Regions from separate parts of the Homo sapiens genome. Here region 1 is linked to region 2. Evidence: chromatin loops called from intact Hi-C (ENCODE). Cell type or tissue: B cell. All regions are shown on one strand. Links, peaks and the distances in the headings refer to the core of each region. The heading gives the core; the rest is flanking DNA. Region 1 overlaps LRRC2 (leucine rich repeat containing 2). Region 2 has its middle 70 kb from the start of XCR1.

Region 1 (11,276 bases), core at 1,080-9,079, 440 kb before region 2:
CTTTATCTGGTTTTCCTGTCCTGAGATTCTGAGGCCAGGGCAAAGACAATTCCATCTTTCTTTCCTCAGGTCCCATAATAACTTGGGCTATTGCCCATTTCATCGGGACAGGGTTCCCTGGGACCCTCCGTCCATCTCTTTGTATCTTGCCATTTTGTGTCTTTTTTGTTTTGTTTTGTTTTGTTCAAGAGTCTTGCTCTGTCACCCAGGCTGGAGTGCAGTGGCGAGATCTCAGTTTCCCGAGGAGCTGGGACTACAGGTGTGTGCCACCATGCCTGGCTAATTTTTGTATTTTTAGTAGAGACGGGGTTTCACCATGTTGGCCAGGTTGGTCTCGAACTCCTGACCTCAGGTGATCTGCCCGCCTTTGCCTCCCAAAGTGCTGGGATTACAGGCAAGAGCCACCACGCCCGGGCTTTGTATTTTTTTCCTAGAGGCGGGGTTTTGCCAGGTTGCCCAGGCTGGTCTCGAATTCCTGAGCTTGAGCCTATTACCCTGCCATTTTGTGACTAAAAGGACTCGGTGGAGAGACTAAATATTTTGCGTGACCTGGGGCTGTCTTTTATTAGCCATGTGATCCGAGGTGGTTTTTATCATTTGATAAAAATGCATATCACTTTTATGGGTTTTTATCATTCTTATCAGTAAAATGCTGCTAATGCTTGCCCTGACCCTATCTGAGTGCTATTGAGAGGATGAAGTGCATGAATATTCTGTAAAGTATACAGTTCTCCAAAAATGCAAGAGGTTATTACTGTAAACCTCTTTACTGTTCTTTCCCTTGCATCCCCATCATTGAGATCAGTAGGTAACGGGCTGCCTATTCTAGGGCACGAAGGGAGGCATGTCTGGATTGTTAATTAAATACCATTGGCCAGTAAACACGATCCTGGGTGTGGCACTTACCCTGTAAGGGTGTCCAGTTCACCTGGAGAACCTGTCACGAGCCCTCATGTTTCACAATCTACCTTTTGAAAATCATTGTAAAGGGTATTTATTATTTATTATTATTATTATTATTATTATTATTATTAATTGAGATGGAGTCTCGCTCTGTCACCCAGGCTGGAGCACAGTGGTGCGATCTCAGCTCGCTGCAAGCTCCGCCTCCCGGGTTCACGCCATTCTCCTGCCTCAGCCTCCCGAGTAGCTGGGACCACAGGCACCCGCCACCATACCCGGCTAAATTTTTGTATTTTTAGTAGAGACGGGTTTTCACCGTGTTAACCAGGATGGTCTCGATCTCCTGACCTCGTGATCCGCCCGCCTCGGCCTCCCAAAGTGCTGGGATTACAGGCGTGAGTCACTGCACCTGGCCTGTAAAGCGTGTTTAATGTGCCCGGTATGGTAAAGGGAATGGGAAGATGGTTAGAATTCAGCAGGCTGGGAGAGACCTCCATTGTGAACCAGGTGGATGGCGTCCTCAAAACTTGCAATCTCTTTGTCCCCATACGCCATCCCCTAAGCCGTACTCTGTTGTGATTGAGTACAGGAGAGTCCAGGAAGACTCTGGGCCCCACATATTCTTTAGAGTGAATTTCAGTTACCGTTTTCCTCCCCCAGAGAGCTTGTGCTTCGGCCTCACCTCTGACTAAGGAGTGAAAGGCTGTGTGTGTTAAGGGATTTTTCAGCCTCTTAGAGTGCTCTGTGGCAGTGAGGGATTTGTGGCCTCCAAAGTCACACCTGGCAGCCTGCCTGGCCCCTGCAAGAGGTCAGGAGGGAAGGAATGGGCTGTGGAGCTTCTGGGGCCTTAGGGACTAGGTAGAGAGAGATCTGCTGCGGCCCTTAGGGCTGGCTGAGGCTGTGTGGCCAGCTTGGGCTGAGGGCTGGGGCTCCTGTTTTGAGTCAGAAGCTCTCAGACCCCGGACCCTGCTCGTATAGGGGAGATCCTCAATTTTATTTTCCAACCCTGCAATAGAATTTTTCATTTTTACTACCACATGTTTAATTTCCCCGAGCTGTTTGCTGTTTGTTTTTTCAAATGGATGAATTCTGTGAAGTGGCTTTATTTTTCCACTTTTACAGATATCTCTTAATCTTAGCTTTTAAAATTTTGTTCTGTTTTTATTTTGCAGGGTAATGGCTTTTCTTAGCTATCTTGGGATCAATCTTTTTTTTTTTTCTTTTCTTCTTTTTTTTTCTTTTGTTTGTTTTTTGAGACAGAGCCCTGCTTAGTCACTCTGTCTGGAGTGCAGTGGCATGAACATGGCTCACTGTAGCCTCTATCTCCTGGACTCAAGTGATCCTTCCACCTTAGCCTTCTCTGTAGCTGGAACCAACAGGTGCATGCCACCACACTCGGCTAATTTAATTTTTTTTTAAAGATGGAGTCTCACTTTGTGGTCTGGGCTGGTCTTGAACTCCTAGGCTCAAGTGATTGTCTTGCCTTAGCCTCCCAAAGTGCTGGATAGTTTTTTTGGGGGGGATGCTTTCTTGTTTCAGAGTTTCCTTTTTCTTTTAGGGTATGTGTCTTTATCTTGCATGTTGGGACATTTCTTGGAGGTCTGGAGACACTGGGTTGTCCAGAGCACTAACAAGCTGACCAGAAGCTCTGAGTGTGTGTCGGGCACACTTAGCTTTTGAGGAAGTTGCTGTAAAGTCCCCATCTCACTGGTGCCTCCCCTCTCCTATTCATGATTATTCATGAATGTTCATGAATGCACATTCATGATTTGTCTGGAGCTATGGGAGCATACAGAGAAGGATCTTCTCAGTTCCTGGGGCAGAGAGAATCTCAGCATTCATCACTCATCATCTGATTGCCACCTCCCCTGCCTCAGCTGTGCTTGAGGTACCCCAGTTCAGGGACTTTGTTGAACCTCCTCCAGTGAATAAGCCTCAGCTTCCTACTGGTGGGGAGCAGAGGTAATTGCTGTGTGGCATGGATGGGGGTCAAGGTTCTGGTCCTCAGACTTTGAACCCGATCTCTTTCTTTGGGCCGTGACTTCAGCTCTCACTTCCAGGGGTACCAGGCTCTTCTACTGCCGAGTCTCTGGTGGCTTCTGGTGAGAAGCCCAGGTTGTATCTCAGTTGTTTCTGCTGCTAGTCTAAGATTGAGCAGCTCTGGGAAGCCAGGTTACCATCTTCCGGCTGTCTGGTTATCCACATTTTGCAGCTGATGTCTCCTTTCCCTTTCTCTTTGCCCTTCTGCAAGGTTTATGGCACCTAAAAAGTTCCTGTACTGTTGTCTTTAATGGAATTTTGGAGAAGAGCAAAAGTACATGCATACATTCAATCTGTCATTTTTACTCGATTCTTTTCATTTCTATTTCATTTGATATCCTAATATTTTTCTTTTCTTTTCTTTTTTTTTTTTTTTTGAGACGGAGTCTCGCTCTGTCGCCCAGGCTGGAGTGCAGTGGCATATTCTCGGCTCACTTCAAGGTCCGCTTCCCGGGTTCACACCATTCTCCTGCCTCAGCCTCCCGAGCAGCTGGGACTGCAGGCGCCCGCCACCACGCCCGGCTAATGTTTTGTATTTTTAGTAGAGACGGAGTTTCACTGTGTTAGCCAGGATGGTCTCGATCTCCTGACCTCGTGATCTGCCCGCCTCGGCCTCCCAAAGTGCTGGGATTACAGGCGTGAGCCACCATGCCCGGCCTATCCTAATATTTTTCTTGTTGAAAATAGTCATGAACATAATTTTAGAAATTTAATAATCTTTCATGTGTGCCATTATTGAAAGAGTGGAATGAGGTTATTTATGAGACAGTCAGTACGTTGAAGTGTCAATGAAGAGATTGTGATTATGAGCCTGTGGTCAGCTCCCTGATGACCCAACTCATTTTGTCTCAGTTCCAGGAGGCAACCCTCTGGTGTGGTGTGGGTTCCATTCAGATCAAGAGGTGTCGGGACAGTTTGCCAGGGCCACGAGAAGGGGGCAGGTGGTAACTAGGTAGTTGGCTTCAGAAGCAGCGGCACAGGGCCCTATGCTTGGTTTAATGCTCTGTGCTCACCATCTTGAACTTCTTAATTTTTAACAAGGTGCCTGCATTTTCATTTTGCACTAGGCTCTGCAAACTCAGTAGTGGATCCTTACTGTAAGTGATTCACTTAAATGTCTTTGGGGTTTCAGCTTTCCTCTTCCAAAGGGGCTCACTTTGCCTATCAATTTTTTTTTTTTTTTTTGAGATGGAGTCTCACTCTGTCACCCAGGCTGGAGTGCAGTGGTGCTATTTTGGCTCACTACAACCTTCGCCTCCTGGGTTCAAGCGATTCTCCTTCCTCAGCCTCCCAAGTAGCTGGGATTACAAGTGCACGCCACCACACCTAGCTAATTTTTGTATTTTTAGTAGAGATGGGGTTTCACCATGTTGGCCAGGCTGGTCTCGAACTCCTGACCTCAGGTGATTCACCCGCCTTGGCCTCCCAAATTGCTGGGATTACAGGCGTGAGCCACTGTGCCCGGCCCACTTTGCCTATCTTATGGTACTGTTGCATGAGATAATACTAGAGTGAAAGCACTTTTGCAAGTTAACAGCTTAACCCACACACAGGAGGGCAATGGTTGTAAAGCACATTACAAGTACCAAGTACAAAAAAGAAGGATCACTATGGACTCCATTGCTCCCTCCACCTCCCCTTCAACTGCCATGGAGTTTTCCACACCTCATCCCACCTCCACCCTGTGCTCCAGCCACTTTGCTGATGGTGCGTTGTGGTCAGCTTCTGAGGTCAGGGGACCTGTGTGTCTCGTCTTTGCCCCACCCCTCAGTGCTGAGCACCCCTCACCTGCAATGGGGGCTCGGTAACTCTCGGTGAATTAGATTTCTTCAGCTGGACAAATAGCCTCCTTAAAGTCTTTAAACGCTTCTTGCTTGACACCTTTACAGTTTTATCCCAGAACACTTGAGCTAGGGGAGGCCTTGGACACTGAGTTCATCAATGTCATTTCAGCAGTGGAGACCCAGGGAGGTGGCGTGACTGGAAAATGGCAGGGCCTGGGCCGGAACTCAGGTGTCCCAGCTGACTGTCTTTCTCATGCTTTTTCCCTTTCATAGACTCTTAAGAATATTTGGAAATGTGGTACAGCAAATATTAGAGGTTTATCAAGTATTTCTAAAAGCAACTACAGACAAAGGGAAACGAAGCACAAATTTTGAAATCGAATGTATAGACAGACCTTAGGGGATGTTAAGTTGGTATGTTGCAAATAAATAATACACATTGTGGCTCTAAGTGTGAGTCTGGTTTTTTGTGTTCACTAGGATTTAATTTTAATAACATCATGAATTCACGGCAGTTTTGAAATAGGGCTAATATACTGTTGTGAAGTTGACGACAACTGCGGTGTCTTTGGTTTCTTTTTGAAATGGCTGGAGTGCTGGTGGTTAAGTTTTATGCTCTCGTGTCTGCTTTCTCACTTCCTGTTTTAAAATAAATGCTTGGTTTTACACGGCTTTGTGCACACGGAGGAGCTAGTTCTGATTGATGTCATTCTTTCTATTTTAGGAGCTCCCAGATTCATTGAAGGAGCAGACACACCTGAGAGAATGGTACATAAGCAATACCTTGATTCAAATCATTCCTACATATATTCAGTTATTTCAAGCGATGAGAATTCTGGATCTGCCAAAAAACCAAATCTCACATCTTCCAGCAGAAATCGGTATGTCAACTTAGCAGGGGTCTTCGGGCCTCTGGTGTGTTAAGCAGGCAGCTGTCAGGCAGGTGACAGACACTGTGCAGACACCGTGTTTCCTCTCCAGCTTCCCCAGGAAGTGGTTGGGCAGGGCCGTTTGGAGGCTCCCCAGAGCTGCTTGTTTGCAGCATCCCTTTGGGTGGTGAGGTCGGCGTCTCGCCTGTATAACTCAGCACACAGGACACTTGCCAATTGCTCAGAAACCAGAAGTTTCATGAGTGAGCAATATTTTATTTAGGAACTCTGTGTTTATTTTCTTTTTGTTTTAAACCTATAAACGTGCAGTATGCTTATTAGAAATGTAATGTATTGCTCTTATACATTAGTCCATTGATAAATCTAGTTTAGCTTATGTTGTCTTTTTTTTTCTTTTCCTTGAGACGGAGTTTCGCTCTTGTTGCCCCAGCTGGAGTGCAATGGCACAATCTCGGCTCACTGCAACCTCTGCCTCCCTGGTTCAAGTGATTCTCCTGCCTCAGCCTCCCAAGTAGCTAGGGTTACAGTCACGTGCCACCAGCTGATTTTGTATTTTTTTTTTTAGTAGAGAAGGGGTTTCACCATGTTGACCAGGCTGGTCTCAAACTCCTGACCTCAGGTGCTCTGCCTGCCTCGGCTTCCCAAAGTGCTGGGATTACAGGCATGAGCCACAGTAACCAGCCTGATGTCTTTTTGATGGATCAAAATTTTATAATTCTCAGTCATTATTCAGTTGTGTTATCTTAAAATGAAAATGACAGTGATCATTATTGCTTCTCTTTTTCCTGGGGTGCAAGGAGTGAAGGTCTGGAGCTGCATGGAGCTCCATTCTTACACATGTGCCCTGGGACCAGTGGTTTCGCATAGTTATGTGAAAATTTACCAGAAGCCAAGACCCTGTGGGACAGGTGGCTTGTGGAGCCTCTGGTGTTCATACATGTCTTGCTGGCTGTGTCAAGACTACAAGGCTCTGACCACCCTCTTACCCAGGCCGATCTTGGGGATGCATATGCATGTACTAACCTTGAGGGATGAGGAGACACCTGCTCCCAGGCAAAGAGCAGCCTTGCTAACCACTTGCTGTAAAAGTGGTGGGTTCCCCAAGCTCAGGGTTCTCAGCTGTGATGTATATGTGCATAGCATCTATCCAGGCCATCTGCATCACGCTTGGTAAACTTAGCTGTAAGTGCAACTCACATCAGTATGCTGTGTTGGACCAGGAGCCTCGTGTCTTCTGTCGGTATCCATGAAACAGGAATAGGCAAAATTTATTAGCTTCTAAGCAGGGTAAAATCAAATTTTAGACCCAACAAGGATAAGTACTTCTGTTTCCTTGCCTAGTTTCTGGAAAGGTAGAAAGGACCTTAGAATTTCTATGACTGAAAAGTACCATTTTTGACATGTAAGGGGTCATTTACCTCCTGCCCCTTTATTTTGCAAATTGGAGAGACCCACTGACTGAATCATTAACTGACTGAATCATTATCATTTACATATTACACTAAGGAACTTCTTCAGAGCCTGGGCTAGAAGCCAGATTTCACTATTTGCAGGTCATTTTTGGGCAAGCTCATGGTATATTTAAATAACTGGATAGAGTTTCTGAGGACTGAGTTACTTTTAAAAACCCTTTTTAGGCTGGAGGCGGTGGCTCATGCCTGGAATCCCAGCACTTTGGGAGGCTGAGGCAGGCAGATCACTTGAGCCTAGGAGTTTGAGACCAGCCCGGGCAACATGGCAAAACCCCATCTCTACAAAAAGTAAAACATTAGCCAGGCATGATGGCGTGTGCCTGTGGGAGGATCGCTTGAGCCCAGGAGGTTGAGGCTGCAGTGAGCGGTGATGGCACCAGCCATCACTCCAGCCTGGGTGACAGGGTGAGACCCTGTCTCAAAACAAACAAACAAACAACCCTTTTCAAGTAGAAAGGTTCTGTCCTTATACATTTGAGAAGCCACAGTGGTTGACCTAGACTCAGGGATCCTTGCCATCCTGCCACCTTGGCTTGGGAATCCAGTGGTTGGCAGCAAGATAGATGGGGTATTAAGCATGGAGCTGTCAAAAGGCAGGGCATCAGAGCATCACCATGGGATGAGTCATGCTCACAGTTGTCTGAAATGTCATCAGAGGTGCTCCATTTAATATGTATCTTTGTTCATCTCTTGAAATGTCTTCCTTGAAATTATTGCCAGCCAGATTAACACCTGTTCTTTTTTAACTTCCCACACTACACCAATGTACTATTCATTCTTTCCTTGTGAGCCAGTTTGATTTGAGCAGTGGTTTTCACCCTGGCTACACCTTAGAATCCCCCAAAAAGCCTTAAAAATCTAAACGCCCAAGATCCACTGCAGACCAATTCCATAGGAATCTCTGGGTACAGGGCCAGGAATCAGCATTTAACAAACTCCCTACATGATTCCCATGTGCAGCCATGGTTGAGACCACTGGTGGGGGAGTGAGGATGTTATCCTTGCACACTCGGAGGAGGAGAAGAGATTGGTGGGTGAGGGGTATCCGTGGGGGACCAATGTGGGATTGGGACACTATACTTAATCTCTCTGCTCTTCAGTTTCTTCATCCGTAAAGTGGGGATAATAGTTGTTGCTGTCATTTAGTGGTTGTGAGGATTAGATAAGGCAATAAACACCAACATATTGGGTACATAGTTGTTATTCCAAGCGATTATTCAAGTGATTATTCCAAGGCACTCGAATCCTGTTGGAGACATGATGTCATCCCCACAGACCTCATTCATGTGCACGAAAACTATTCAAACATTCTAGAAAGGTGTAAAATGTAAAATCAAGCCTCTCAGTAAGCGCTAAGTTTCCTGGGTATTCACACTGTACATACACTCATGCTCTTCTATAGACCTACGTTGTAGCTGTCTATTTATAAACAGACATGTAACCATGCATGTTAAATATACTTACACACATGGGCTTACACTGTGTTCTTCAGTCTGTGCCTCACATGTTTCCCCCGATCACACCATGAAGGCGGAGGTGGACTCTAGGATCAGGCTGCCTGGGTCTTTGACTTACTGGAAGGTAACCTTGAGCAAGTCATTTACTCGTTTTCAGTTTCCTCATCTGTAAAATGGGGATAACAATAGTACCTAGTTCACCGCGTTGTTGTGAGGATTAAATAGATAATACATAGAAAGCATTTAGAGTAGGTGAATCCCTGGCATTCACTAGCCATTATTATTATTATTGCTATTATTAGCATCATCTTTATGTTAATGTTATTTTTCAGTATCAGAACATCTAAACCTTCCCCATTCTCCCTAGTAGCTGAGTGATGATTATGGCATGATTTATTTAACTTGTTCCCAAAATATTTTAAAATTAAACTTAGTGAACTGAAGACTGACCTAAGATTCTGAAGACAAAGATGTTATCTAACTTTGAGTAACTTGAGCACATACTTTAATTTTTTAAATCTTAGTATTCTCATTTGTAGGATAAGGGGTCAGAATGATCTTTAAAATATCTGCCACCTCTAAAATTCTCTAGTTGAATTTTTTTGTGAGTTAAACTATGGGAAGGAGGGGGACAATAAATCTCAGAGGCTTTAATACTCTCTATACCAGATTTAAGTCATATATATATTTTATCCAACTTATAATTTTCAGTCTATATCAAATCAACAGAATATAATTTATCCAAATACATCCATAACTTAGGCAAAGACAGACGATTCCCTTCTCACATGGCTGAGACATATATCATATCTCCAGTTTGGAAATTCTTATGACATGTGAGTATCACAATTTTTCATCATTATATAGGAAATCGTAAGAAAAGAACACAATAATAAAAAGGGAGATGTTCTTAGAATGATTTAGGTAAGGTTGTCACCCTAATTTTCTTCTAGTACTTGCTTCTTGATACTCTGAGTTATTAACATGGAGTATTTTGAGCAAATCCTCTTTTTTACCAAACGTAAGTATTGAGGGCATCTAGAATAAATCAATTTTCACATGTGGGGCAAAATGAAAAGAAATGAAAATATATTAGTTCAGGGCATGTTTCTCTCCTAGAGGAGCAGATATAGCTCCTTACAAACTAGGGATAAATGAAGAAACACTCAGCTGCAGGATCTGATGCTCAAGCATAGTGAGGAACGTGGGAATGAACAAAGGATTTTTAGCTCTTTTATGTTGAGCAGCTGAATTTTGTAAAGGAGGTGGGGTTTGATCTCTTATCATATTGTCTTATAGATCTATTGAGGGCTGATGAAGGGGAGGAGTCAGGGAGGTGTGATTACTAGACAGGGTATTCTTTTTCTCATTATTAGAGCAGTTATTTTTGACATTTGACATCAAGGAATTAAGAATGACAATGAGTGGTGCTCTTAACTTCTTTGTGAAATTCCCAAGAAATTATCATTATATGGATTTAAAATAGCTAATTATTGGAATTACAGATGATCCCCAGTTTACAATGGTTAGATGTAAGGTTTTTCAGCTTTTTGATGGTGTGAAAGTGGTGTGCATTTAGTAGAAACTGTACTTTGTTCCTAGAAGGGTGCGGCTGCTAGAAAGAAAGAAAGAAACAAAGAAAGAAAGAAAGAAAGAAAGAAAGAAAGAAAGAAAGAAAGAAAGGAAGGAAGGAAAAGAAAAGAAAAGAAAGAAAACAAAAAAGAAAAGAGCAGCACTATTTACAATAGTAAAGACTTGGAACCAACCCAAATGCCCATCAATGATAGACTGGATAAAGAAAATGTGGCACATATACACCATGGAATACTATGCAGCCATAAAAAGGAGGAGTTTGTGTCCTTTGCAGAGACATGGATGATGCTGGAAGCCATCATTCTCACCAAACTAACACAAGGAACAGAAAACCAAACACCGCATGTTCTCACTCACAGTGGGAGTTGAACAATGAGAACACATGGACACAGGGAGGGAACATCACACACTGGGCCTGTTGGGGGCTGGTGGGGCAAGGGGAGGGAGAACATTAGGATAAATACCTAATGCATGTGGGGCTTAAAACCTAGATGATGTGTTGATAGGTGCAGCAAACCACCATGGCACACGTATACCGATATAAGAAACCTGCATGTTCTGCACATGTATCCCAGAACTAAAAGTAAAACAAAAAAAATTAAAAAAAAAAGAAAAGAAAGGAAGGAAGGAAGAAAGGAAGGGAAAGAAAGAGAAAGAAAGAAGAAAGAAAGAAAGACAGGCAGAGAGAGAAAGAAAAAGAAAGAAAGAAAGAAACAAAGAAAGAAAGAAAGAAAGAAAAGAGAGGGAGGGAGGGAGGGAAGGAAGAAGGAAGGAAGGAAGGAAGGAAGGAAGGAAGGAAGGAAGGAAGGAAACTGTGAATACCTATACAAACATTCTGCTTTTCATTTTCAGTGCAGTAGTCTATTTATTACAGGAGACATTCAACACTTTATTATAAAACAGGCTTTATGTTGGATGATTTTGCCCAACTGTAGGCTAATGTAAGTGTTCTCAGCACATTTAAGGTAGGCTAGGTGAAGCTACAATGTTTGATAGGTTAGGTGTATTAAATGCATTTTTGACTTATGATATTTTCAACTTATGATGGGCTTATTGAGGTGTAATTCCATCGTAAGTTAGGGAGAATCTGTATTTAAACATTTTTACTCAAATATTGTAAGATATGGTAATTCCTTA
Region 2 (11,219 bases), core at 3,188-11,187:
AAGAGACAGAGTCAGTATCCTCACCTCTTGAACTTGGGCGGGCCCTTGTGGCTGCATTAATGAACAGAATGTAGTAGAAGTGTGACTTCTGAAGTCAGATTAGAAAAGATCATGCAGCTTCTACCAGTGTCTCTTTAGGAAACTTACTCCAAGGCTCCAGCTGTCATGTAAGAAGTCTGGTTACCCTGGAGCCACTTTGGGGAGAGATCATATGGAGGAGATTGAAAGATAATGATAGATAGATAGATAGAAGATGATAGATAGATAGATAGATAGATAGATAGATAGATAGATAGATAGATCCTCCAGCTGTTTGAGTCCTTCAGCCCAGGTTCTAGACCTGTGAGTGAATAACTCTTCAGAATGGCCCTAACCCAGCCACTATCTTTTTGCACCTTAATGATAGACCACATAAGAACCACCTGGCTGAGCCCAGCCAACCCTAGAATGTCATTGCTTTAAACCACTGTTTGGGGTGGTTTGTTACACAGCAATAGCTAACCAGAGCACATCTTATCAATTTATCTAATAGGAGTTTATATTTATGCAAAAGTCATAATAGTATCCTGTAATCTGGGACTCCCTTGTCCATGCTTTTGGCTTGAGCTCCCAGTCCATATTCCAGGTAAAGTTATTCCCTTGGTGGCAGTGACTCCAAGAGCAGATATTGTTTCTGAAACAGAAACATAAATAGTCTTCATCAATGGCAATTGTTGTTATTTCCATTATTAATGAAACCATACTAACCAAATTAGGGCTGAATGTGGATATTAATTATTCTTCCCCTTCACATCCTCTCCTGCCCTTACTTGCTCTTTAGAAGCCTACTTTATAAGGAATCATGGAGTTTTAGAAAGTAAAAGCGATCTGGGAGACATCAGGACCCACCCAACTATTTTACAGAGGAGGAAAATGAAGCTGGGGAGAGGCTACCACTTGCCCCAGCCTGCACAGTTGATAAGAAGGCCAGGTGGGACTAGAACACAGGTCTCCAGGCAATCAGGTCCACATCCTTGATTCTCTCTTTCATCTCATTCTGTCTTGGACTGAAAATGGACTCTGCCACTTTTAGCAAGGACCCTCCTGAGGAAAATCCAGACCCTGAAGGCTGACCACTAGGTCATCTCATAGTTGAGAGGAAGCTGACTAGTGTCCTCTCAGCCACCTAGTATGACTCTAGGTCAAATCAAGATCCCATCCAGGTTAATACATTCATGTGAACAGCTATTAAAAACAAACAGAACAAACCAAAATGGAACCAAAACAAGCAAGGTTGGTGCTTTTTCTTTTTCACTGAAAGTGGGAAATAAATGAGAGTTGTCTGTGCTTCTTGATATTAATCGTGTGAGGTGGCAGAGAAAGATGTGGGACTTGAAGCAGATTCAAAATTCTCCCTCCCACCAAATCCAAAAAACACCAGAGATTTTTGTTCATTTGTTTTTGAGAAAACAGGCAAAAGTCTTCCAAACCAAGGAAGGAACAAGCATCATACCATACACTACTTTGCAAAGTGCGGTCAAAAGCAGAACTGGAAAATACTTGGCATCATCAAGTGGCTTCCCCCAGAAACAATAAGGATGGAAATGGGGTGGAGCTGGGTCAGAGGGATGTGGCCTGGAAGCTGAGTGGACAGATTCTAAAAAGTATTACTTAAATCCCCAATTTTAAGGAAGTTGATGAGGAAGGCTGATTTCTAGCTTCCTAGATGCTCAGAACACATTTTGGGGTTGCAATAAAAGTGGAAGTTATTGGTGAGGGCAGTGGCAGGGGGTGATGTCCTTCACGTTAGAGCCTCTGGAGGTTGGAAAGTACAAAGACCAGGGTGAGCATAAAAGGAAGTGATTGATGGAATGACTGGACCTAAACTGCTGTGGAAACTGGCCTTCACCATCCCACCTCTCCCTAATCCCATGGGCAGAAAATGGCAGCTTTTACCTTAAAAGCTGGAAAAATAATCCTTTTTTATTTTTATTTTATTTCAATAGTTTTCGGGGAACAGGTGGTTACAGGGATAGATTCTTTAGTAGTAATTTCTGAGATTTTGCTGCACCTGTCACCCAAGCAGTACACTGTGCCCAGTGTTTAGTCTTTTATCCCTTACCACCCTTGCACCCTTGAGAAATAATCTTTTTAAAAAGCAAATAAAAGCTGACTGGAAGGGGCTGAGGCTTCCAACATGGGAGTAACATCTTAGAGCAGGGGTCTCCTTGAATTGGTTTGACTTCTCCCACTCTCACAGAAGAAAGCAAGATTTACCCATCAGCACCCCCTTCCACAGCCAGAGAGCTCACAGTCACACCTTCTCATTCGCAGAAGGACCCCAGTCCCCCATTTACTTCAACTTAACAACCCAACCTAGAATGCATAAATAGAAATGAGCTGCCACAAACACCATTCACTCAGGAAAAGAAAAGGACCAAGATAAGTCAACAGAACAAATGAACTTGGAGGAGGTAGAACAAGGAAAGGAAAAAGAACTAAGTAAAAACCTTAAACTCTAATTATCCTCTTGGAGAACCAAGATGATACGTCCGTAAAACAAAACCCACACTTTGGGAGGCCAAGGCAGGTGGATCACGAGGTCAAGAGATTGAGACCATTCTGGCCAACATGGTGAAACCTCGTCTCTACTAAAAATACAAAAATTATCTGGGCATGGTGGTGGGCACCTGTAATCCCAGCTACTCAGGAGGCTGAGGCAGGAGAATTGCTTGAACCCGGGAGGCAAAAGTTGCAGTGAGCCCAGGTCACGCCACTGCACTCCAGCCTGGTGACAGACCGAGACTCTGTCAAAAAAAAAAAAAAAAAAAAAAATCTTCTATTAAAAAGGAGCAGTTGAAAACCAAGAGTTTGTTCTAAATCCCTTTTAAAATATATTTACTTTTTATTATCACAAATATAATACATTCAATTTTTTTGAAACCAAAAGTCAAAGACAGAAAAAATACATTAAAAATTCAAGAAGAACTTGCAGAATACAGAGTAAAATGACCAAAATAAAATGGGTAATTGGAGAAAAAAAATACATAGGGTCAATTTAGGTGGCTCAACATTTACATTGCAGGAATTTCAGAAAAGGAGAAGAAGGAAAACAGAAAGCAGAAAATTATCAAAGAAACAATTGAAAAAAATCTCCCGGAGTTGAAGAAAGATATAAGCTTTGGATTGAAAGACCCCAAGCACTGAGCACAATGAACAAAGAGTGATCCATAGAAATAACCTCTTGGAATTTCAGAGCACCAACAATCTAAGGAGATCCTAAACACTCTCAGAGAGAAACAAGAAACAAATAAACAACAAAAGAATAAGAACCAACTTTGGGAGGCCAAGGCAGGTAGATGACTTGAAGTCAGGAGTTTGAGACCAGCTTGGCCAACATGACAAAACCCCGTCCTATTAAAAATACAAAAGTTAGCTGGGTGTGGAGGCAGGCACCTGTAATCCCAACTACTCCAGAGGCTGAGGCAGGAGAATCACTTGAACCCAGGAGGTGGAGGTTGCAGTGAGATGAGATCACACCACTGCATTCCAGCCTGGACAACAAAGACTCCATCTCAAAAAAAAAAAAAAAAAAGAATAAGAACCAGATTGGCATCTTTCTCATTAGCAGTTTGCACCTCTGAAACAGAGAGGAGTTAGCTTTAAGGATTCTCAGACCCTGTTTAACTCAAAAGCTTATGAATCCAAATTTCTAGCAAGTGTGAGCATTGCCATTGAGATCATGCGACCCTGGCAATCTTGATGACAAAAATGGCTGGGCTCTATTTTCTGTTGTTGTTGGACAAGAATCTCCCTTGATATCTGAAGCTAAGAAGTGCTAAGAACCTCATGCTCCTCCAACAGCATTGCAATAACTTGCTCCAACAGAAGGCCAAGTCCACATAGATTAACCTTGATGTTCACGTAGAAAAAGGCCAAAGACCTCACACACTGAAGGCCAGCAATCCCCTGCAAGCCCTGCTCCAGCCCTTGAAGAAGCCAGCAATCATTTGGGCTGTGGCCTCCCACAGAGGAGTGAGTCTTCTCTGTTTTGCAAGAAAAGCAGGAAGTATGTTGAAAGTCATAACCACAGCAAAAAACTGCCACATCAAACTGAGAGGTGCTCTCTAAACATGGAGATATCATTCACCACCAGGAACCCAGATGAAAGTAAATCCCACTGTCCACAGAGTTACTTACACACCTGTTCATGTCTTGGCCAGGATTTTATCTAAAATGAAGTTCTGTGTGTAGTAGGTTATTAATAAAAGCAAAACAAAGAGAAACAGAAACTTCTACCCTCACCTGTCCAAGAGAAGCCACACTCGTGGTGAGATCCTGTAACAAATGACAATTAATTTGACCTTTCTAACTGGAGTGTCTGGAATTGTGGGGTCAGGTTTTGAAGATGAGAGGCTGTAACTAAGAAATATCCACTAGCTGTTAGTAGAGAGTCTACAACCTTGCCTTTTAAAGTGTAGTTCTCAGAGCAGCAGCAGCAGCTGCTGCAGCACCAGGAGGCTTTATGAGACACAGAGTCTTAGGCCACAAGCCAGACTGCCTTTCACCAAAATCTCCAGAGGATACATTTGGGCATTAAAGTTTGAGAGGTGCTGGTGTACAAGACCTGGGTGGATGTGGATGTGCATGTGCTGGGAGGGACCCTTCTTGGAATTTTGTACCAAAGATTGTGACCCTCTTAGGCAATCAAGTCTGAGTCATAGAGGAGGCCCCAGAAATTCAGCCTAGAAACGCCTGTGTTTAAAAACAGAAGGCCATGGCTTCCAGGAAGGATGATCTATTTTATAATACCGTAAGGTTTCAAAATGACTACAGCCCCCTTATCCGCCTCCACTGAGCTCCACACCGTCGTCTACCCTGACACTCTTGGTGCTGGAGACATAGGGGTCCGGAGCAAGGCAATCACAGGGGACAGGAACCTTGCTTTTTGAGACCCTGGGCCCCAGAACAGCTCTAGCCAAGGCTCCCACACCCCTCATTCTAGAAATGAGGGTTTTCTAGAAAGTCAGGCCTGCATGCAGGGAAGGGAGGTGAGGGTGCCCATGAGTGAGCCGCTCAGAAATCCCTTCTCCAGCCCCACTCTCTCAGTGACCCCACCTGGACATCATCTACTCTATCCACAAGAAGCGGGTTCAGCCGAGGGGATTGACCAGAAGCTCAGGTGTGAGCCTGAGGGCTGACTGCTGGTTATTTTTCTGTCCTGGAACACCTGACCCACCTGCCTGTCTTCATGTCGCCAGTGTGGGGAGGGAGAGAGACAACTAACTATAACCAGGAGGGTCCCCGCAGTGGCTCCGGCCTCGCCTCCCCTTTCTTGCCTGAGACACTAACTTAGTTCCTGGTTTGGTGCCTGTCGGCGCCTCCATTACCAGTAGCTTAGCTCCCACCGTGGGGAGGGAATCAAAGAGGTTGTGCCGCCCTTGCCATGTAGCTGCCCCTGAATCTCATCCAGGTCAGTTCCAGATTCTAAACTGAATTTTTTTCATGATATTGTCAAAACAGTGAGGAAACATTTTTTAAAAGCCCTATAGAAAAAAAGAAGAAGAAAGAAAGAAAGAATTGGGTTCAGCTGCAAATAACAGGAAAAAAAAATAGTGGCTTAAACCAGTGCCTCTCAAACCATCCTGTACACAGAAATCACCCGGGGATCTTGTTAAAATGCAGACCGTGATTCAGAAGCCCTGGGGCTGGCCCTGACGTTCAGCATGTCTAATGGGCTCCTGTGCGATGCCCAAGCTGCTGGTCCACAGAGCTCACTCCATAGGGAGGGCTTCAGCAAGACAGGAGTGTATTCCTCAGCCACAAGAAACCTGGAGTCTGGCCCTCCAGACTATATCCATCGCTGGTGATGGGACCATTGGTACACCAAACCTCAGCAACATTCAATTTACCCATCTAACAAATCTGCATGTGTACCCTCAGAACCTAAAATAAAAGTTGAGATAGAGGAAAAAAAAGAGTTTGTTGCTTTCAGCCTCTTGATTAGTGAGATGGAAACAAACCATCAATACACAATGCTGTCTGGCTTCCTCTGTGTGGAAAGTGCGGATAGGGATTGAGAGGGTCCTACTTGCCAAGGCCACAAGTTTGGGATGAGTCAGCTGCATCATACATCAGCAGATGAGCTGTGAGGCAGGGATGCTCCAATGGGCACAGAGCAGCCAGACCCACAACCTGCCCTGAAGCCACTCAGAGATCACAGTTCAGTTACAGGGTACATGGTGGGCGGCCTAAGAATGGGGAGAAACTGGGGACCTAGGACCCAGGACCTGGCCACACTGAGTGGACGAGATCAGCTTCAGGTCCCGGGAAAGTTCTTCCCAGAAGGCAAAAATGATTCCTGAAGCATATGGTCATTGTGATACCTTGGCTGGCAATATAATCTGTAGTCCAAACCAGGGACAGTGTTGAGAATAGAAAGCCAAAATCACTTAATAGGCCTTAACTGATCTGTGGTATGCATTAACCAGTTGTCGGCAAGTCCAGAACTGTGGACCTTCTCCTAACCCTGTGAGTGGACATCTGCCAGGTAAGCTGGCCACAAGCAGACTGCACTGGAACACTTAGGGTCTCCATTTTGGCCTAGATGATCCTCAGGTCAGGATTCAGACATGTTGGGCAGCATCAGAAGGACAGGGTGGGTGATTGTGGTCCTTGATAGCAGGCATAGGGCTTCAATAAGGAGTGAAAGCTCCTGTAAAGCAACTACTGACTGTTGACAGTGAACGGATTCATCAGAAACTCAACTCAGGCTGGGCGCGGTGGCTCAAGCCTGTAATCCCAGCACTTCGGGAGGCTGAGGTGGTTGGATCACGAGGTCAGGAGATGGAGACCATCCCGGCTAACACGGTGAAACCCTGTCTCTACTAAAAATACAAAAAATTAGCCAGGCGTGGTGGCAGGAGCCTGTAGTCCCAGCTACTCCAGAGGCTGAGGCAGGAGAATAGTGTGAACCAGGGAGGCAGGGCTTGCAGTGAGCCCCACTGCACTCCAGCCTGGGCATCAGAGCGAGACTCCGTCTCAGAAAAAAAAAAAGAAAGAAAGAAAGAAACTCAACTCAAACCAGCTTTAGCAAAAAAGGGAATCTGTGGGCTGTGTAACCAAATCACACAGAGTACAGAGGTGCAGCTAAACCCAAGGACAACTGGATTCGAAGATTTGAATATTGCCAGGACTTCCTCTTTCTTCACCTACATCTTCGTCAGCTTGGGTTGCTATGACAAGTTACTATAGACAGGGTGGCTTAAACAATAGGCATCTATTTCACAGCTCTGGAGGCTGGGAAGTCCAAGATCAAGGTGGAGACGGATTTGGTTCTAGTGATGTCCCCCTTCCTGGCTTGCAGATGGCCAGCATCTCAGTATGTGTTCCTATGACAATTCTTTGTGTGTGCACACTTGAAGAGAGAGTTTCAGTGTGTCCTCTTCCTCTTCTTTTAAGGGCACTAATCCCATCATGACTTCATCTAAACCCAATTACCTCCCAAAGTCCCCACCTTCCAAATACTATCACATAGGAGGTTAGGACTTGAACATATGAATTTGGGGTGAGGGACACAAACATTCAGTCCATAACAACCTATGTCTCTGATTCTCTCTGCATATTGGACTCATTCTCTCAGTCCAGCTGTCCCCACAAAGTCAAAGCCATGCCTGCAGGCAGCTCTGAACCAACAATGGCAGGGAGGAGAATCAGCATCCTCACCAGCTCCAGGTGGAAAAAAATCCCAGAGAAGGCTCGTGATTGGCTTTGTGGGCCCACTTGCCCATTCCTGGCCAATTGCTTTGGCCAAAGGGATGAGGCCACTGTGATTGGCCCAGGCAGATCGTGTGTTCATCCTCACACCACAGGGATGGTTGGATTGGTGAAAAAGCAGCTTTCCCCCAGAATGGGAAGGCTGTTGTAGGCAAGCCAAGCAATGAATGCCCATTGCAAAGGGAGCTGGAAGTGGTTAAGGGATGAAGCAAGGGCTGTGCTAAATGGAACTATTGGCCAGTCTCTGTAAGATGCCTGGGGCTGCTTAGAAATACTTTAGGGGACTTACTTTGCAAGGAGCTGAAATCATGAAATAACATGTTGTAAACCAAAGAAATGTGTTCATTACTGTTAATATAGGGGCTGAAGTACCCTGGTACTATGATATCTGCAATTTACTTAAAAATATATTGGCACTGAAAATGTAATCTAAGTGTGGGTGTAGCCTTTTAAATCTTCACTCCAGAGGAAGCCAGTTGCCCTAATCAAGACAACTCCAGGGTGGTAATTAGAGTGTAATCGGAAGGCCATACCCCAGACGGACACCCACAAGTGCTTCAGCTGTCTTCTTCTCTGATTAGTGCCAGCAGTTTTGTTCATTAATATAATGAACATGGACATGAGTTTTCATCAGTGAAGCATGAAACTCCACAGCAAGAAACTCCACAAACTTACATGAACAGGCCATTCGAATCTAATGGGCCTTTCTTCCTCCCTACTTAGGAATGTCACCCACGACATTTGTGTCAGCTTCTGGTTCAGGAGAATGCGGGCCAACCTCAGTCTGACTAGATGGTTCACCAATCCTACTACTAGACTGTTGTGATATTTGCCTTAACTGAACCTCTCTTTCATGCAAGATCTCGTTGGAACCTCCTAAAGAACAGAGATGCTGGACTTTATCACACTCAGGAGGTGACTGATGTGAGCCTGCTTGCTAATAAATGTCTGTTTTGGGGGGAAGAATTCAGTCTGAGACTTGCTTTTATGGTAACCTGCAGTGAGGCTGTGAGGAGGAGCTGGCCCTAAACACCTACTACAATGGTGGCTGCTTTTATTAACCAAAAAGAACCTCCCAATTGTACAAGATCAAATTGGGAAGTAGAAGGTGCCCTTGTAAGCTCAGTGTGTGTGTGGGTTGGGGAAGACAGTTTTCATCAGAAAGATCTATCATCCGTCATGTCTCAGGGTCACAACCACTAAGTCAGGAAGCCAGCCCCCAAATAGGTGGGGAAAGGGTTTTGGGTCTAAGGCAGGGCCCATTCTAGAGAGACTAGGGAATGAGCAGATTTCCATGAGGAAGAGAGAGAAGACCCAGGAAGTGAGGCAAAGGCCTAGCAGCCAGAACTGGAGCACAAGATTGGAACCAGAGCAATGAGAGGACCTCCATGGAGGTGAGCCATCCAGAATCCAGCAGGAAGGACCATGAGTATGGTTTTGGCTGTCACAATAAGAAGGCTAGAGAGACCCGGAAGCAAACCAAGCCTGACAGCCCTCCATCCATCTGAACAACACCCCAAAACTACCATGAGGAAATGCAAGGAGGTCAGAATTTACAATGCCTAACTCTTTATCAAGAACCTTGAACCATCATGTTTCCCTTCCAATGATCAGTATTTTCATGGTCATTGCAAAGACTATCAAGGAAATACCTTTGTAGCTGCTGGCATGAGGATTTCTTTGAGGAAAAAGGGCCTTTGAGAAGCCCACTTCTCAAAGAGTCAAAGGGAGCTTCCAGCCTGGACTTTGGGCTGTTCCCATATTTTCTGTGGAAGGAAAGAGATTTTCCATAGCATGAAGTAGAAACAAGGATCAGAGCTGGGTGCTGTGGGAAAGGCCAGGGAAGAAGAGGGGAGGCACTGCCATAGCCCAGGGAAGGTTTCAAGGGGTTTGCGAGACACATTATGTGTGAGGTTAGCTTTCCCTGGGTCCCTCTATTAAAATATGTAGCAAATTCTCACTGCTTATTTATGCATGTGCGCTTCCTACTGCCCAGGTGTTGAAACTGACCTAAGACAATTTGGTCATGCACAACCACAAAGTTCCTTTTGGTTACTATCAGCTGCCACCATCAGATAAGAGTGGAAACTCACCCACTCCCCTGCTATCTCAATCCAAGTTACCCCAGGAGCAAGGCTCAGAATGAATTCTGTCCTAAATAAAAACATTTATTAGCAAGCAGGTAATGTTTTCAAATGCAAGAGAATTGTTTAGAGCCACAAAGAGATGATGAGGATGAAAACAGAGACCTTAACCAAACATAAGCACATGTCTCAGTGAGAAGATATTAACTTTTTCTAACTATATTTATTTATGCACACCTGTTACTTCATTCAAACACTTATTGGAGACAGGAACAACTTGTGTTGCTTTCAAAATCCCCATGGGACCTCACTCTCCAAACAGCAGGGGTAAAATAAGATAAAACATGAACCTTGAGTGCATACAAAGGAGCCTTGTGCATTGTGAAACATTAGTGATGATTCTTTGTTCTGTGAAGGTTTAGACATTGCAGGGGTAATTATGGGATGTTGCACCTCCCAAACCAAGCACTTTCCCCCAAGGTCTACCAGGATGATCTGCAAGAAGACTCCCTCACAAAGACACAAAGGGAACCGTGGGAGTGGCAGGCTTCATCTGTCTAGCTGCAGGTGCAAGGAGGAAGTCTACTCCAGCAGGAAAGTTTAGGTGTCTGGAATCTGCATAGTTCAATAACTGCTGTGGTTTGAATGTTTGTCTCTTCCAAAAGTCATGTTAAAATTTAACCCCCAGTGCAACACTGTAGGGAGGTAGGGCCTGAAGTAACGTCTTTAATCATGGGGGCTCGGCTCACATGAATTGATTAATGCCTCTGAAAAACAGGCTCAAGGGAATGGGTTCATTCTCTTTTTTCCCTTCCACCATATGATGCCTTCTGCCACGTGATACCTTCTACTTTGCAATGACACAGCAAGAAGACACTCACCAGATGACTTGATTTGGACTTCCCAGGCTCTGGAATTATGAGCCAATAAATTTCTGTTCATTATAAGTTACCCAGTCTGTGGTATTCTGTTATAAAAGCACAAAACAGATTAAGACAGTAATAGACAAAAAAACAGATGAGCATATAGCACTTGGGCCCAACCAGACATATGCTAAGAGGGGCAGAATTCAGCACTCAACAAAGAAGACTCCAGGAGTAGTGATTCTCTGAAATCCAGGAGGATAAGCAGCAGGTGAGAAGGCACCTGGGACAACAGTGGGTTACAAGGCTATAGCCATCAGCGTGAAATTTTGGAAGCAGAGAGGACTCCAGCCCTGAGCAGCAACTGAGAGTGACAAGAGTACCAAGAATGGGTTCTGGAGGGACGGAGCTGCTCTCAGGTAGAGATTTGAATCAAGAGAATGAGAGAAAATCCAAGTTCTCAGAAACCAGGCTAAGGTCAGGGGCACACTGTCAATGCCTGATGCATAGACCTATA

The links. Hi-C counts contacts between places; a loop is a spot of excess contacts. Peaks named below come from ENCODE experiments on the same cell type or tissue, not always from the same donor. Only the 100,000 strongest peaks of a DNase experiment are listed, where the experiment ranks them.
Region 1: a loop joins it to region 2, with 7 times the contacts of the local background. A loop is called at or near these places in 3 of 110 quality-filtered maps.

What each region holds. Positions count from the first base shown.
Region 1 is chr3:46,533,377-46,544,652 of GRCh38, reverse strand. It overlaps LRRC2 (leucine rich repeat containing 2), which reads left to right. Exons shown (of 9, transcript NM_024512.5): 4 at 5,452-5,608. Among named protein-coding and RNA genes, the nearest start is that of LRRC2-AS1, 18 kb to the left of the region's middle. RefSeq lists enhancers at 1-191, 5,532-5,591. In B cell, for the core only: no CTCF peak of the experiment used is centred there; DNase peaks (open chromatin) are centred at 2,582, 5,412, 5,562 and 6,542; H3K4me3 peaks cover 2,387 bases; H3K27ac peaks cover 1,591 bases; H3K27me3 peaks cover 1,275 bases.
Region 2 is chr3:46,091,442-46,102,660 of GRCh38, reverse strand. No RefSeq gene overlaps it. Among named protein-coding and RNA genes, the nearest start is that of XCR1, 70 kb to the right of the region's middle. RefSeq lists an enhancer at 4,912-5,021. In B cell, for the core only: no CTCF peak of the experiment used is centred there; DNase peaks (open chromatin) are centred at 4,140, 7,150, 9,830, 10,230 and 4 weaker places; H3K4me3 peaks cover 1,232 bases; H3K27ac peaks cover 2,842 bases.